Regions from separate parts of the Homo sapiens genome. Here region 1 is linked to region 2. Evidence: chromatin loops called from intact Hi-C (ENCODE). Cell type or tissue: HCT116. All regions are shown on one strand. Each heading gives the region's core, and the rest is flanking DNA. Links, peaks and the distances in the headings are about the cores only. Region 1 overlaps PRH1-PRR4 (PRH1-PRR4 readthrough). Region 2 holds the start of LOC440084 (a long non-coding RNA gene).

Region 1 (7,490 bases), core at 2,321-4,820, 620 kb before region 2:
AGGTAGAGAATAGAATAATGGCTACAAGAGATGGACCAGTGTTTGTGAGGCAGGAGGACAAGTATGAAGAGAGGTTCATTAATGGGTTCAAACATACAGTTAGAAGGAATAAATTCAAATATTTGATAACAGATTAGGGTGACTATGTTTAACAATATTTCAAAATAGCTAGAAGAAAGGACTTGAACAGTTCCCCAAACATAGAAATGATAAATACTCAAGATGACAGATACCCTAACTTGATCATTATACATTCTATATGCTTATAACAAAATATCATGTGTCCCATAAATATGTACAAACATTATGTATCAATTTTTAAAAATCAGGATTGATAGCTTTACTGCTGAATTCTACCAGACATTTAAAGAGGAATTGATACTAATTATCCTGAAACAATTCCAGATATTGCAGAGGAAGTAATACTTCCAAACGCATTTTACAAAGCCAGCATTACCCTGATTCCAAAACCAAAGATACAACAAATAAAAAAGCCACAAGCCAACATCCCTGATGAATATCAATGCAAAAATTCAACAAGATTTTAGCAAAGTGAACGCAGCAGCACATGAAAACGATCATTCACTATGATCAAGTGGGTTTTATTCAACATATACAAATCAATAAATGTGATGCACCCTATTAACAAAATGAAGGACAAAGGCCATATGATCATCTCTATAGACACAGAGAAAGTATTTTATAAAATTCAATATCCCTGCATAAGAAAAGCTCACAAGAAATTAGACACACAAGATATGTACCTCAACACAAAAAGGCCATATATGACAAACCCACAAGTAACATCATGCAGAATAAGGAAAGGTGAAAGATTTCCTCTAAGATTAGGATAAAGATAAGGATGTTCACTTTCATCACTCCTATTCAACATAGTATTAAAAGTATTAGCTAGATATACTAGGCAAGAGATAGAAACTAAACAAATTGAAATTGAATAGAAGGAAGTCAATTGTTCATCTTTTCGGATGACATGATCTTATTTATAGAAAACTCTAAAGACTTCAACAAAAAACTGTTAGAATAAATCTGGTAAAGTTGCAGAATAGAAAATCAATGTACAAAAATTAGTAGCATTTCTGTATGCTAATGGTGAACTATATGAAAAATAATTCAGAAAACAATTTCATTTACAATAACCAAAAAAGAATAAAATACTTAGGAATAAACTTAACCAAGGAGATAAAAGATCTCTAATACTGCAAACTATGAAACATTGATAAAAGAAATTGAAAAAGATGCAAATAAATGAAAAGATACTCTATGTTTATGGATTGGAACAATTAATATTGTGGAAGTGGCCATACTAATCAAAATGATCTTCAGATTTAATGCAATCCCAAACAAAATACCAATCAGCATACTTCACAGAAATAAAAAAAGCACACACATATTTTCCGTCTTTGAGTAATGTATGCTCTGAAAGGGGAAAAAGGCATTGAGATACAAAAGCACATTATAAGATAGAAAGCTCTATGTGCCATTTCCTGTCATTTACCTTGATATTAGATCCAGGAAACTCTCTCTATTTTTAGGCCAAATTATTAGCAAACTTAATTGCCCTTCGCCATGTAATTTAACATAAAACACAGGTTCTGGGAATTAAGATGTAAACATCTTTGTGAGGCCTATATTTTCCTCCTGCAGAGAGAACAGGTAATCTTACATCTCTCAAATTTGTTTCAGTTGTGTATGGAGACAGCTATCCCTGATTTGGTAATGTTTAAACTAGACTTTTGCAAAAGGATATGTATGAGTTTATATAAAATTTGATAGTATTGCATGTATTTATACTGTGCAATATGTATATGCAATAGTTTAAGTGACAAAACTAAGTGGTACAAATTTACCTTGAGGTTGGCTGCATTTGTAAGTTGGGGCAGTCACTTCTTTGGAGTGTTGTGCAGACTTGGGAATGAGAAGCTGTAGATTTCATTCTAACTCTGCCACTTACAGCAGGACAACCACTTGCAAAGCCCAGCTTTCTCTATTAAAATAAGACCCTAAATCTTCCCAACACCAATAATGAAGATGACATTCTCAGATCAGGAAAATGAAGGGTTCTTCAGAAGGATCATCACTGTGTCAGGGGCAGCAACTGGAGATCTGAACAAAATAGCTACCTGGGCATCCAATCCCTCTACTGTGAAATGCATGATTCTCCAGACCTTTTCCAACACGCATAGAGCTTTCTGATCGTTTTAGTGCCTACTCTTAAGTATGAATTGAATCAAAGGTTGACCAGACAATTGAAGAAATTCTCCATCAAATGAGACTCAAAGAATCAGAACAAAGTGTAATTCTGAAGGAAAAGAGGTAAGATAAACAGCAGAAGAAACGTTTACAAGACTATAATTAATATATTCTGATATAACCATAAAACATAAAAGGATGCTATCAAATAGAAGATTGACCAGAGAACACAAAAGAATATGAGCAATTGTAAATTAAATTGATAAGTTCAATAAAATGTAAAGTTAAGGAAATCCCCTATGAGGTAGGGCAAAAAGGCAAAGATATGGTCCATAATGTGAAGACAATTAAAAAATTCACCCAACATGAATTTTAGAAAAAGAAAACAGAGTATATATTGGGAAAGACATTATCAATTAAATACTGCCATACATTACCCAGAACTTATGGATAATTCTCTCCATAATGAAAAAAGCCATTGATTATCTAAAAGACCAGATTTAACATTTTCAGGCCCCAGTGCAGGAAGACAAATGGAGGCTCACATACTCTATCTCTGAATAACCATACATTATAAAGTAAAATCGACCCTAGGTTCAGGTTAGGTTTCCATCCAAGTCCTGAAGCCTGTCCCTTGGAGACTGCCCTTCTAACCTGGCCTAGAGACAGAAGAATCATGTGTTTCCCTGCACCAACACTGACTGATCCTGCAAGCTGAGAGGTGGGAAAATACGGAGTGGCAGGGCTGTCTGCTGGAGCAGTGGGCAGGAGCTGAGATGAGGCCCAGCACTGACCTGGCCAAGAGACAGAAGAATCATGTGTTTCCCTGCACCAACCCTGACTGATCCTGCAAGCTGAGAGGTGGGAAAGTATGGAGAGCCTCTAATGAGTTTTCAGTTCAGCAAATCTAGTTACCAGTCCCCAGATTTCTGTTTGATTTTTCAAAATTATTTCAATCTCTGTTAAAATTCTCTGATAAATCAATAAATTGCTTTCCTATGCTATCTTGCAGATATCTGATTTCCTTAAAATTGTTATTTTGAATTCTTGATCAGAGAGCTAACCAACTGTCATGTCATTGGGGTCAGTAACTAGTTTGGTACCTTTGTCCTTTTGGGAAGGCCATGGCTCTTTGCTTGCTGTTGTTTCCTGTGGGTATACTTCTATGTCTTTCCATAGAAGGGTTATTAATTAATTCCAGTTTTTCAGGTCTGGGTTGTGTTTGTTGTTATTGAGTCTATTTGCTTGGCAAATCCTCACTGCTGGGCTGTTGCCTCCCTTTTGACTCTAGGTGGTGTCTCAACCTCACTTTTACCTTGTCTTTAGTAAACGGTTGGAGTATTAACTGTCCGAAATGGGAAATGTCCCAAAGGAATTACCCTGGAAGTATGAGAAACTTGGCTAGGGGTTATGGTCTGGTGACCTAAGGAATGTACCTCCTAAAGCATGGTGCTATTGAACATCTACCCTGATTTGGCTTCTCCTTTGGCCAAGTTATGAACAGTGTCCAGAACTGGAGATGATCTTCCCTCCTCCCTATTTTGTCTCTTGCTCTCTTCAGGAATATTCCTCCCTGAGGACAGAGAATATTCATCTTCCCTAAGGGAGTCATAATGCATCTCATGGGCTAAGGAAGAACAAGTTTCTTGCCAGGGAATCCAAGGTGGTAAATAATCTGTTTGAGAACATCAATTTCACTTTATTCACTCTAAAATCCATGAATTGGGGGAGATTCTCTGCATGTGTGGTGCCAGGAAGAATAGGAAGGAGGGACATCATGGAGGTGGAAGTCCCATCTCCTACTGTCTTCTTGATGATTTTCCACTTCTCTTTGGCCCTGAGAACCATCTCATTTTCATACTTGAGCTATGTATTTTTCCTGACATAGATCTCAAAGCTCTATATTTGTTTTTGGTATTCTGTTTGTTGGGGTAGTAAGTCAGCTTGCCTCTACAGCAACACTTTGGAACTAGTGGGTAGCTATTTTGTTGAGACAACCATATGCTATCTCTGAAACCACACTGACCCTTCAGAAAATTCCTCCCTCTTCCTGACCTGCAAGAATAATAATCACTGCCGACACTTTGGAGCTGGTCTGGGTTCATCCCATTCCATCCAGCACTGCTGGCACCCATGTACTTCTCTGATGGGTCTGAGGACAAACCTACACAGCCTGTGCCAAGACCATTGCCAGTACGTACCTGCATGTGACACCTTGGATTCTTAGGACTGGCCTACATAGGCCATTGCCATCACCATTACCACCAGCACATTCAACCTGGAAGCCTGAGGGTTGTCTTGCTACTGCTATTGCTATCACCCATGCCAGGCACATTGCACAAAGTCTCAAGAACCACTCACTCACCAGGCCCACCACTGCAACTTCCAGCACCACAGGAAACTCCCTGGAGGTACAATAATTTACCCAACTGAAACTGTGGATATTGGTGTCAATGTTTGTTGTCTGGAGGCTCAAAGACCGGCATGCTCATTCCACTGCTGCCACTAACATGTGTTGCAGACTGGCCCATCTAGTACCCCTGTTCCCATCAAAACCTCACAAAAACTTTTACTAACAACCTCAGTCTTAGCAACTGAGGAAATCACAGACCACTGATCCCGACTAGAGACAAAGAAACCATACAGATATTATGCTAGTGTATACACCCAGAATCAAAGCTAAAGTGCTGTATGCAACCAACACTACAGATATATCTATAGAAAAAATAGTGTTCCCCTATGAAAGCCAATCAAGAAGAGGCTGTTACTCCAGACGTGCATATACTAATATAGGGACTCAATAAACATGAAGATGCTAGAAAACATGACACCCCTACAGGACCACAATTATTCTTCAGCAGGAGATTGCAACAAAAATAAAATCTATGAACTTCTAAAAAATTCATAAATATGATATCATAGAAGCTTAGTTAAATATAATAGAGCAAAGATAATCAATACAAAAATCTGAAAAAAATCAGAATATGAATAAGAAATTCACCAGATACCTAGATGTCATGAGAAAGACCAAACAGATATCTTGGTAGTAAAGAATTCAATGAATAAAGTAAAAAAAAAAAAATATTTTCAAAAGCTTCAACGATAGACTAGGTAAGGCAGAAGAAAAAAATTCACCACTTGAGGACTAGATTTCTGAAATAAACCAGATAGAAAATATAATAAATCATCTAAATAAAGCCAGTATTCAATATAACATACCATGTAGTTACCAAAGGTTTGATTCTGAGTATTCCAGAATACTCAAGAAGAAGAGATGGGCAGAGGCATGACAAAAATTTTAAACTAAGCACATGTACCCTAAAACTTAAAGTATAATAATAATAAAATAAAATAAAAAAAGAAAAAAAAATAATAGCTGAAAATTTGTCAAGTCAAGTCTAGCAAGAGATTTAGACATTCAAATAGAGGACCTCAATGATACTCAAATTGACACAACCCCAGAAGTCCTTCTCCAAGGCATACAGTGGTCAAACTGTCAAAAGCCAAAAGTCGTTAATTCTAAAAACAGTAAGATAAAAGCATCGAGTCATGATAATGGAACCCTCATCAGATTAACAGTGATTTTCACTGTATAAACTGTGAAAGAGAGATAAAATCATATATTTAAAGTGTTCAAAGAAAAAAAATCTGCCAGCCAAGAGCACTATCTTCAGCACAGGCGAACTTCAAAATGAAGTAACAATAAAGTTTTTCCCTGAAAAGCAAAAACAGAGAATTCATCACCACAATGACTGCCCCACAAGATATGCTTAAGGGAATTCTGCTCCTGAAAGCAAAAGTACAATATCTACCGTCATGAAAACACAAAAAATTTAAAATACTCCCTAGTACAGCAGACAAATGAAGACTTGAAATGATTTAAATTTTACTATTATAGAAAAATACTAAACCACAATAATAAAAAGTGAGAGAAAAAGAAACAAAGTATATGTAAAACAAACAAAAACAAATAACAAAATGAAGTAATTTCTCACATATGAATAATAATCTTGATTGAAAATTGATTAAATTCTCCACTTGAAAGACATAGACTGGCTGAGTGAATTTTTAAAAAATATCCTAACTATATGCTGCTTACAAGAAACTGACTTCACCTAATAAGACACATATAGACTGAAAATGAAGGGATAGAAGAAAATATCCCATGTAAACAGAAACAAAAACAAGTCGAAATAGGTATATTAACATCAGATAAAATAGACTCTATGTCAAAAACAGTAATGAGAGAAAAAGAAGGTTATTATTTAAGAATAGAAAGATCAATTTAGCATGAGGATATAACAAAACTAAATATATTCCCCCAACACTAGAGTATACCTAGATACATAAAGCTATCATTATGACATCTAAAAGGATAAATAGATTCCAATACAATAGTAGTGTAAACTTTAACACCTGACTCTCAGCATTAAACAGATTATTTAGACAGAAAATCTACAAAGAAATATTGGACTTAATCTTAAGAATAAGGGGACCCAATATACATTATAGACATTTTTATTTAACAGTGGCAAAACATACCATTTTTCTTATTAGCCTGTGGAAGATTTTCTAATACAGACCGTATGTTAGGCCACAAAACAAGTCTCAGTACATTTTGAAAAAGCAGTATACTTTATTTTCATATACCACAATGGATAAAACTAAAAATCAATATTAAGAGGAACTTTGGAAATTGTAAGAATACATGGAAATTAAACAACATGCTCCTGAGCAACCACTGGTTCAATGAAGAAATTTAGAAGAAAATTAAAATGTTTTTGAAATATGACAATGTAAACACAACATACAGCACAAATAGTGCTAAGAGGGGAGATGCTCTGAATAAATTCTTTCATCCAAAAGTAGAGAGATTTCAATTAAACAACCCAGTGATCCACCTGAGGGAACTAGAAAACTAAAAACAAACTGAACCCCAAATTAGTGAAAGGAAAAATATAGTAAAAATAAGAGCAGAACCAAACAACTAGAAACTAAAAAAAAACAAACCCAAACTCAATGTAATGAAAAGTTGGTTTATTGAAACAATAAATAAAATTCCTAAGTGTCTAGCTAGGCTATACTATATATGTGTGTGTATATATATATATACACACACACACACGTATATATATATATGCTATACTATATATATAGTATAGATATTGTGTATCTATACATATATAAAAATATATATATAGACAGAAAAAACTGAATGAAACAAAATCAGAAACTAAAAAGAAGATATTACAACTTATATCATAGAAATACAACTGTAT
Region 2 (7,490 bases), core at 3,317-5,816:
ACCCTTGTGGGGGCCAGGCATAGCGCCTTACACCTGTAATCCCAGTGCTTTGGGAGGCCAAGAAAGGAGGATCGTTTGAGGCCAGGAGTTCCAGACCAGCCTGGGCAATATAGTGAGACACCCATCTCTACAAAGAAGTTTTAAAAAATAGATCCTTGAAAAAACCTGGGGCTGAACCTGTTTGGCATATTCCACATAAACTTTTTCTTTTTTCTTTTTTTTTTTTTTGAGACAGGGTCTTGCTCTGTTGCCCAGGTTGGAGTATAGTGGTTCAATCATGGTTCACTGCAATCTCAAACTCCTGGGCTCAATCGATCCTCCCACCTCAGCTTCCTGAGTAGCTGGGATTACAGGCATGCTCCATCATGCCTGACTAATTTTTGTATATTTAGTAGAGACAGGGTTTTGCCATGTTGCCCAGGCTAGTCTTGAACTTCTGGGTTCAAGAGATCCTCCCACCTCAGCCTCCCAAAATGCTGGGATTACAGTCGTGAGCCACAACGTCCAGCCAGAAGCTTCGAACTATAATATGTTGCTGTATCTAATCCACTTCTTAGATGAAGAAATTTAGCCCCAGAGAAGTTTAGTAACTCACCCAAGGTCAAACAACTTATCACTGGCTGAGTCAGGACTCAAATCTATCCCAAGACCGGAGGTTTCATGTTTCATGCAACAAAATGAAAACACAATAAGAACAAAACAAACCAAGAACCAAAACTCAGACTCTCTGTTTCTTGGGTCAGTTGTTTTTCTATGACTGAGTCACATCCAAGTGTGGATATTTTTAGGAAAAGCTCTAATAATTTCAGAGCTCTTACAATAGACTAGGCAGAGCAGCAAGCTCTGAAACACCCTAAATAAACATAGTTACTCCTCTGGGTGTTTTACTAAACTGGACAGTTCGGCCAGGGCTCTCCTTTGTACTTTCTGCATCACATGAGAAGAGGTTGAAGAATCTGTAGGAGTGCCTTAGTGTAGGCACAAAGCTAATCATGGTGGGGGAAACAAGCTCTTTAAGCAGCAATAGCAAAAAGCAGTGGGTCAGGTGGTTTTTTAGAGAGGCTGACATGAAAGGAAATTCAACAGAAGATAAGTGCACTTTCTGAGTTACTACTTTAGATGAAATACATGTAACCTGTCTGATGCAGAGTTAGGTAGGTAGCTAATGTGGGGTGTGATATAAGATAACCCAGACCCAAACCACATACCTACCATACCTCCAAAGCTGTCATTTACCGCCATAAGAAACAGTATTTGGGAGTGGTAAGTCATCGTCTCTAGAAACTCTTGCCTCTCCCTTCTATTCCTATTAAAGTGACTTAATAGGTGATGCATTATTTCATTCATTAATATCCTCCGTTGTGCTGCTTGGTAATACGTGCTATGGCAGCATGAGGGTTTAGGAGAAATGACTACAAAACAAATGTGGTTTACAGATGTTTTATTACAGACTCTCTTTTAATCCCCCAATCAGTTCTTTTATATAGATAATATTTTCCCCACTTAGGATGAGAAAACTGAGGCTCAGAGAGGTTAAGGGGATAGGCCCACGTTACATAGCCGGACAGAAGCAGAGCTGGGATTTTCCCTGTTGTTGTTGTTGCCTGTTGCTAGACACGGCCTTGCTCTGTCACCCAGGCTGGAATACAGTGGTGTGATCTTGGCTCACTGCAACTCATGCGACCCTCCCCGCTCAGCTTTCTGTGTAGCTGGGACTACAGGTACCCACCACCACACCCAGCTAATTTTTGTGTTTTTTGTAGAGATGAGGTTTCACCATGTTCTTGGGCTCAAGCCATTCACCCACCTCAGCTTTCCAAAGCACTGGGCTTACAGGCATAAGCCACCACTCCTAGCCTAGAGCTGGGATTTTAATCCATGCCTTCTGAAGGCAAATACTTATTCTTTTCATCACATCTGTTTGGTATATCAGCAGAAATCATTAAGACAAATGGGACTCACCACTGAAAAAAGGTACAAATATAACACATAAGAAAGTGTGGTATAAATAACAGATCCAAATTTAAAATATATATATTTAGAAAACCTTTATATCAACCAGCTTTCTAGATATTACTGAATATACTATGCTTGTGGATTTAAAATGTATCTAGGAAATACAAGCCCACGTCCTCACAGGTGCCTCCTAGGAAAAACCGGCAGGTTTGTGTTTGTTTTGTTTTTAATGATCTAAAAGAATTCAGCAGATAAATGTTTCCCCATATACCTGAAAAACCCACTCATCCTCTTAAGGCAGGTCACAAAACTGAAGAATTTTTAAACAAAGCAGAAATTTTAATCCAAATCTTTCTCCTATTCTGTTGGTGATAAACCGACTAAAAACAAAAGAACAAAACCACTGTTCTTTAAAGTTTAAACTTTCATCTGCACTCATTCTTTTTTTTTTTTTTTTAGACAGAGTCTCGCTCTGTCACCCAGGCTGGAGTGCAGTGGCGTGATCTCGGCTCACTGCAACCTCCACCTCTCAGGTTCAAGCGATTCTCGTAACTCAGCCTCCCGAGTAGCTGGATTACAGGCGCTCACCACTACGCCAAGCTAATTTTTTGTATTTTTAATAGAAAAGGGGTTTCTATTAAAAATGTTGACCAGGCTGGTCTCGAACTCCTGACCTTGTGATTCACCCACCTCGGCCTCCCAAAGTGCTGGGATTACAGGCAAGAGCCGCCGCGCCCAGCCTGCACTCATTCTTTAGAAGAATAATGCCCAAGACCACAGCCTGCAATGTGCACACAGTCACCTGGGCATCTTGTGAAAATGCGGATTCTGATTCTACGGGACTGAGGTGGGGCCTGAGACCCTGCATTTTAAACCAACCCCACACTCTGAGTAGCAAAGCCCTAAAATACTTTTGTTTGTTTAGGTTGACATATATTGTCAAATGCCGGCTTCTCTCAAACACCAGTGAAAGAACCTTTTCATAAGGCAAAGTTGAGTTTATTGCTCACCGCCATAGGGAGATGGCTACTGTGAACTGCTGGTCCCCAACCTTTTTTGGCACCAGGGACAGCTTCCATGGGACAATTTTTCTCCGGATGGGGTGGTCAGGTGGGGATAGTTTGGGGATGAAACTGTTCCACTTCAGATCATCAGACATTAGATTCTCATAAGGAGCACACAACCTAGATCCCTCACATGCACAGTTCACAATAGGGTTCGCACTGCTATGAGAATCTAAAGCTGCTGCTGATCTGACAGGAGGCGGAGTTCAGTCAGTAATGCTCACTTGCCTGCTTCCCACCTCCCGCTATGCAGCCTGGTTCCTAACAGGATACCTTTAGGTAAAGTTATTGCAGGGGTAGGAGACCCCTGCGGTAAACCAAAAATAGAATTTGAAGGCCCCTGGCAACGATCTGAATGGACTAACTCTTTGGCCAGGGCATGTAAAATTTAACCTGAAAGACTGGCTCAGGCCGTGACGGGAAGTGAGGGTTGGACATGCCTCATTAACATTAACACAGACCTTAAGTCTGATAAGAAATACTTACAATCTATTTTTCTTTAAAGCCTGCTACCTGGAGGCTTCATCTTCATGATAAAACCGTGGTCTCTACAACCCCTCCTGGTAACCCAGACATTCCTTTCGTAACTCTTTCAACCAATTCCCAATCAGAATATGTTTAAACCTACCTATGACCCGGAAGCTCCTCTTCTCTCCTCACCCTTCGAATTGTCCCACCCTTCCAGACCGAACCATGTAAATCTTCCGCATATTGATTGATGTCTCATTCTCCTAAAATTTATAAAAGCAAGCTGTACCCCAACCACCTTGGACACATGCTGTCAGGACCTCCTGAGGCACGTCCTTAACCTTGGCAAAAAAAAAAACTTTCTAAGTTGACTGAGACCTGTCTCAGATATTTTGGGTTCACACTATCTAGATTCTTAGTAGTGTCTCAAAGCCAGGTGCCAAAGTTGGGATATTTATAACATTGAAGGTGGGTCTTTCAAGGTGGGGGCATGAGGTTGATCAGAATTTGGTAAAGATCGTGATGTGGTAATTAAGGATCAGTAAATGCCATGGATTTTGAAGAGTCCTGAGGAGTAAAAGGTTGTTCAGCGCTATCAGCGGGAAAGTTGAACAGTCTGGTTTTCTCAAGGGTTGTTTTCTGGGGAATTTCCTGAAACAAAAAACAGTTACTTGCAATTTTTATCTTTCTGGACGAGAGTTTCCTGGAATAGCTGACTTTTGTTGAAGACAGTGAATAGTACAGTCATTGACAGTAAGCTGTCTGGGTGTCCATGCTTTCCGGTTTTAATACAAATCTGCACTCACATAAAATAGTGATTGCGCATCCGTTGTGACGTGGCGCTTTGGTGTCAGACAGCACCACCTGCTGGCTCATGAGGGTTAAAAACGTTTAGAACTGCAAAAGTTACTTTTAACAGCAGGGCTCTGCTGCCACCTATCGGTTTATTTTTAAACTTTTCAAATGTTTTTCTTTTATTTAATACAGGTCTACTATACTAAGCACCAATCATTCAAAAAAAAACAGGTGCTATAAGTAGAAATGTAGCGCAATATTGTGGAGGCGGACATGAAGGCAGGTGAGGTCCTGGTGAGGTGGTAGAAAGATGATTAAGGACAGGATACAGTGTACAGCCCAAAGGACAGAGTTGTCTATCTACTACGGATGACCAGTGTGGGGGCAGTTAGGGAAGCTTTACAGAGGTAAGGAACCCTAAGGTGTCTCTTGAATAAGAATTGACAAGTAGATATGAGAAGGAGGAGTTAGGAATTCCAGGCAGAAATACAGGCAATGTGAAGATATTGTGCTAGCTGGGTGATTTAGCGTGGCTGAACCACGAGGTGTAGCAACAGGTCCCAAGAGAGACATAGGAGGCCAGATCATGGAAGGCTTCATATGCCTGACTAAGGAGGTTATCCTGGAGGCAATGACTGGGGAATCACTGATGAGTATTAAGCAGGGAAAATACAGGATTAAATCAGTTTACAAACACCACTTCAGCAGAAGCATAGAGAATAGATTGGAAGAAAGTGAAATCGAAATTTGGTACATCAGTTTGGAGTCTTTTTTGTTACAAGTCATATAAACCTATTCTGCTCACTTAAATAAAAAGAGAAATTTATTGGAGATGTATCAAAAATGCGCCAAGTTATCAAGATGCTGGAAGATCAGACTAGGAAATGGGCAGGAGCATAGCTAGTTTGGAGTACGCACAGCAGCCGTCTCATGAATCTGACAGGCTTCTGCTGCAATAGGTCATCGCTGCCACCACTGCCCTGAATTAGTCCTAATCACCCCAGTGGGATCCCAGCTTGGCAGCTTTAGGCCATTTGCCCTTGCCTTGGTAGCCAGGTAGCAGAGTAAGGAATAATGAGCTGCTATGACTTCATAAAATGAGCATTAGTTAGGGTATCTGTCTGGCCACAGTAACAAAGACCAAAATTAACAATGACGCAAACCGAAGTGTATTTCTTCCTCCTACGAAGGCCCAAGTTGGTTTGGCAGCTCTTTGTGAAGCTATTGCTGGCCCAGCCTGCCTCTGCCTTTTCACTCTGCAATACTTCACGGGTTCCGTTGCACAGCCCAAGATGGCTCCTCCGATTCCCACCATCACTTTTCCATTCCAGCTAGCAGGAGCAAGGGGGAAAAATAAGATGGCATGTTCCTTTCTTTTAAGAGCACAACCTGGATGTGGCATATCTCTCTTCTAGTCACATGCCATTGTCCAGAACTTCATGACATAGCCACACCTAGCTACAAGAAAAACTAACAAAGTCAGGATCCTGTGTGGCCATGTGGGCAATTAAAATCCTACTACTAGGAAGAAGGGAAATGGGTATTGGAGGAACAACTAGAGGATCCCCAAAATAGGAAGTAAGAGGCTAGATTCTGGAATGGTCAAAAAATAAAAGATAAACGTCCAGTACAGGTGGTAGACTCTGTGTAAGAGATCAGAGGGATCAGAAATAAGGCAGGGAACAGGAGGATGGGAGCAAATGTTTTGAAATAATATGAAGAACTTAGATTCTTCAGGATTTGGAGCCTGATTTTATATAGGTGATAAGAGAAAAGGAGAGAAAGTTGAATCTCAATTTTCTGACCTTGGTGACGGAATAGATCTTTGTGCCATCCCCAAATAAGAAATATAATGGGAAGCATACATGTTTCAGAAAGGTCTACCTACCATTCCACTGGAGATGCCCAGTAGGTGGCCAAATATATCGTTTTTGACACAAGACAGATGGATTTGGTAATTGTCAGCATACTGGTGGTAGCTGAAGGTGTGGAAGATGATTACTTCACCAGGGAAGAACATGAAGCTTGAGACTAAAACAGGACTGAGGATGGAGGATTAAATTAATTTGTGAGCATACAATCAGAGTTAACCAAACCTGTTAACCAACCCCAGAGCTACAAGGAAAGCTATCAGAGCATAGTGCCAGTGATAACAGCTAGGTGAGCCACCTTCCAGTGTATCCCTGCCTTTTAACTCATCTTTTGTAAGCTAAAACATTGAAAAAGATACTCACCAGAAAGAAATACAAAATTTTCTTTAGATGCTGCCTAGAATGAGTACCTCAGCAGTGGAAATTATCACTGACATGATACAATTCAAGGAGTCAAAAAGGAGGCTGCTTTGGGCCATTCCTTCCCCACTGAAGTGACAAACCATTATTAACAGGAAATTTCTTTGTGTTAAGCATCTTTCACTGGAGGCTCATTCCCACAGAGGACTAACCCATTAAACTTCAAATATCTTGGGTAGTTTTTTTTCCAAATCATTTTTCTATCTGAAAGGAGAGGAAGAGGGAGCTCTGAAGAAGGGTTGAAGGCTACAAATAAAGGCTATCCTGTAGAATTTACTGCTTTACAATCTCTGGTTTATTACAGCTACTTCCATCTAGTAGTACTCTCTGTAGAACCTGAAAAACATAGATACAGTGGTCATTACAACAAAGTAGAACAATTTTGCTTCATAAATGTTTAGTCAATAATAGATGGGATCCTCATGCCCTTCACCATCAAGAAGTTTGCTCAACAGGTCAGTCTTTTTCTGTGAAAATAAAATAAACTGTTTTTATTTTTTAATCCCAGTATCCATCCTTAGATCGTCTCATTTTTTTCTCCTTGTTTTTCTTTTTTCAGCATGTAAAGTTACAGCTTGACCTTAGTGAAGCACTATGGACAGACATGAATAATTTTTAATAATATGAAGAATAATTACTGGGACAGTCAAAGTACCTGCTAATTATTTTTCATATGGCTAAAAATTATTCAGAATATTACTGGGACAGTCAAGTTACCTGCTAAAGTTCTGGGAGAATACAGAACTTCTGTGCTCTCTTCCCCTTTATTCATCACTTTTGAGTTATAATTTATATACAGTAACATTTATGTTTTTTAAGCCAGTCAAATTCAGCAGTGGGAGGACAGTAACTTTATCTTTTTGAAGTGTACACCTTGATGAATTTTGACAATTGTATATAGTCATTTACGCACCAT

The links. A loop is a pair of places that touch in the nucleus more often than their neighbours do. Peaks named below come from ENCODE experiments on the same cell type or tissue, not always from the same donor. Only the 100,000 strongest peaks of a DNase experiment are listed, where the experiment ranks them.
Region 1: it touches region 2 in a loop (2.5-fold over the local background); 4 of 110 quality-filtered maps call a loop at or near these places.

What each region holds. Positions count from the first base shown.
Region 1 is chr12:10,864,064-10,871,553 of GRCh38, forward strand. All of the region lies in intron 7 of PRH1-PRR4 (PRH1-PRR4 readthrough), which reads right to left. Among named protein-coding and RNA genes, the nearest start is that of PRH1, 16 kb to the right of the region's middle. In HCT116, for the core only: CTCF peaks have their summits at 3,476 and 3,679; no DNase peak of the experiment used is centred there.
Region 2 is chr12:11,482,401-11,489,890 of GRCh38, forward strand. LOC440084 (a long non-coding RNA gene) reads right to left here and starts at 4,278. Exons shown (of 5, transcript NR_148969.1): 1 at 4,164-4,278; 2 at 3,649-3,751. In HCT116, for the core only: a CTCF peak has its summit at 4,370 (motif pointing left); a DNase peak (open chromatin) is centred at 4,361.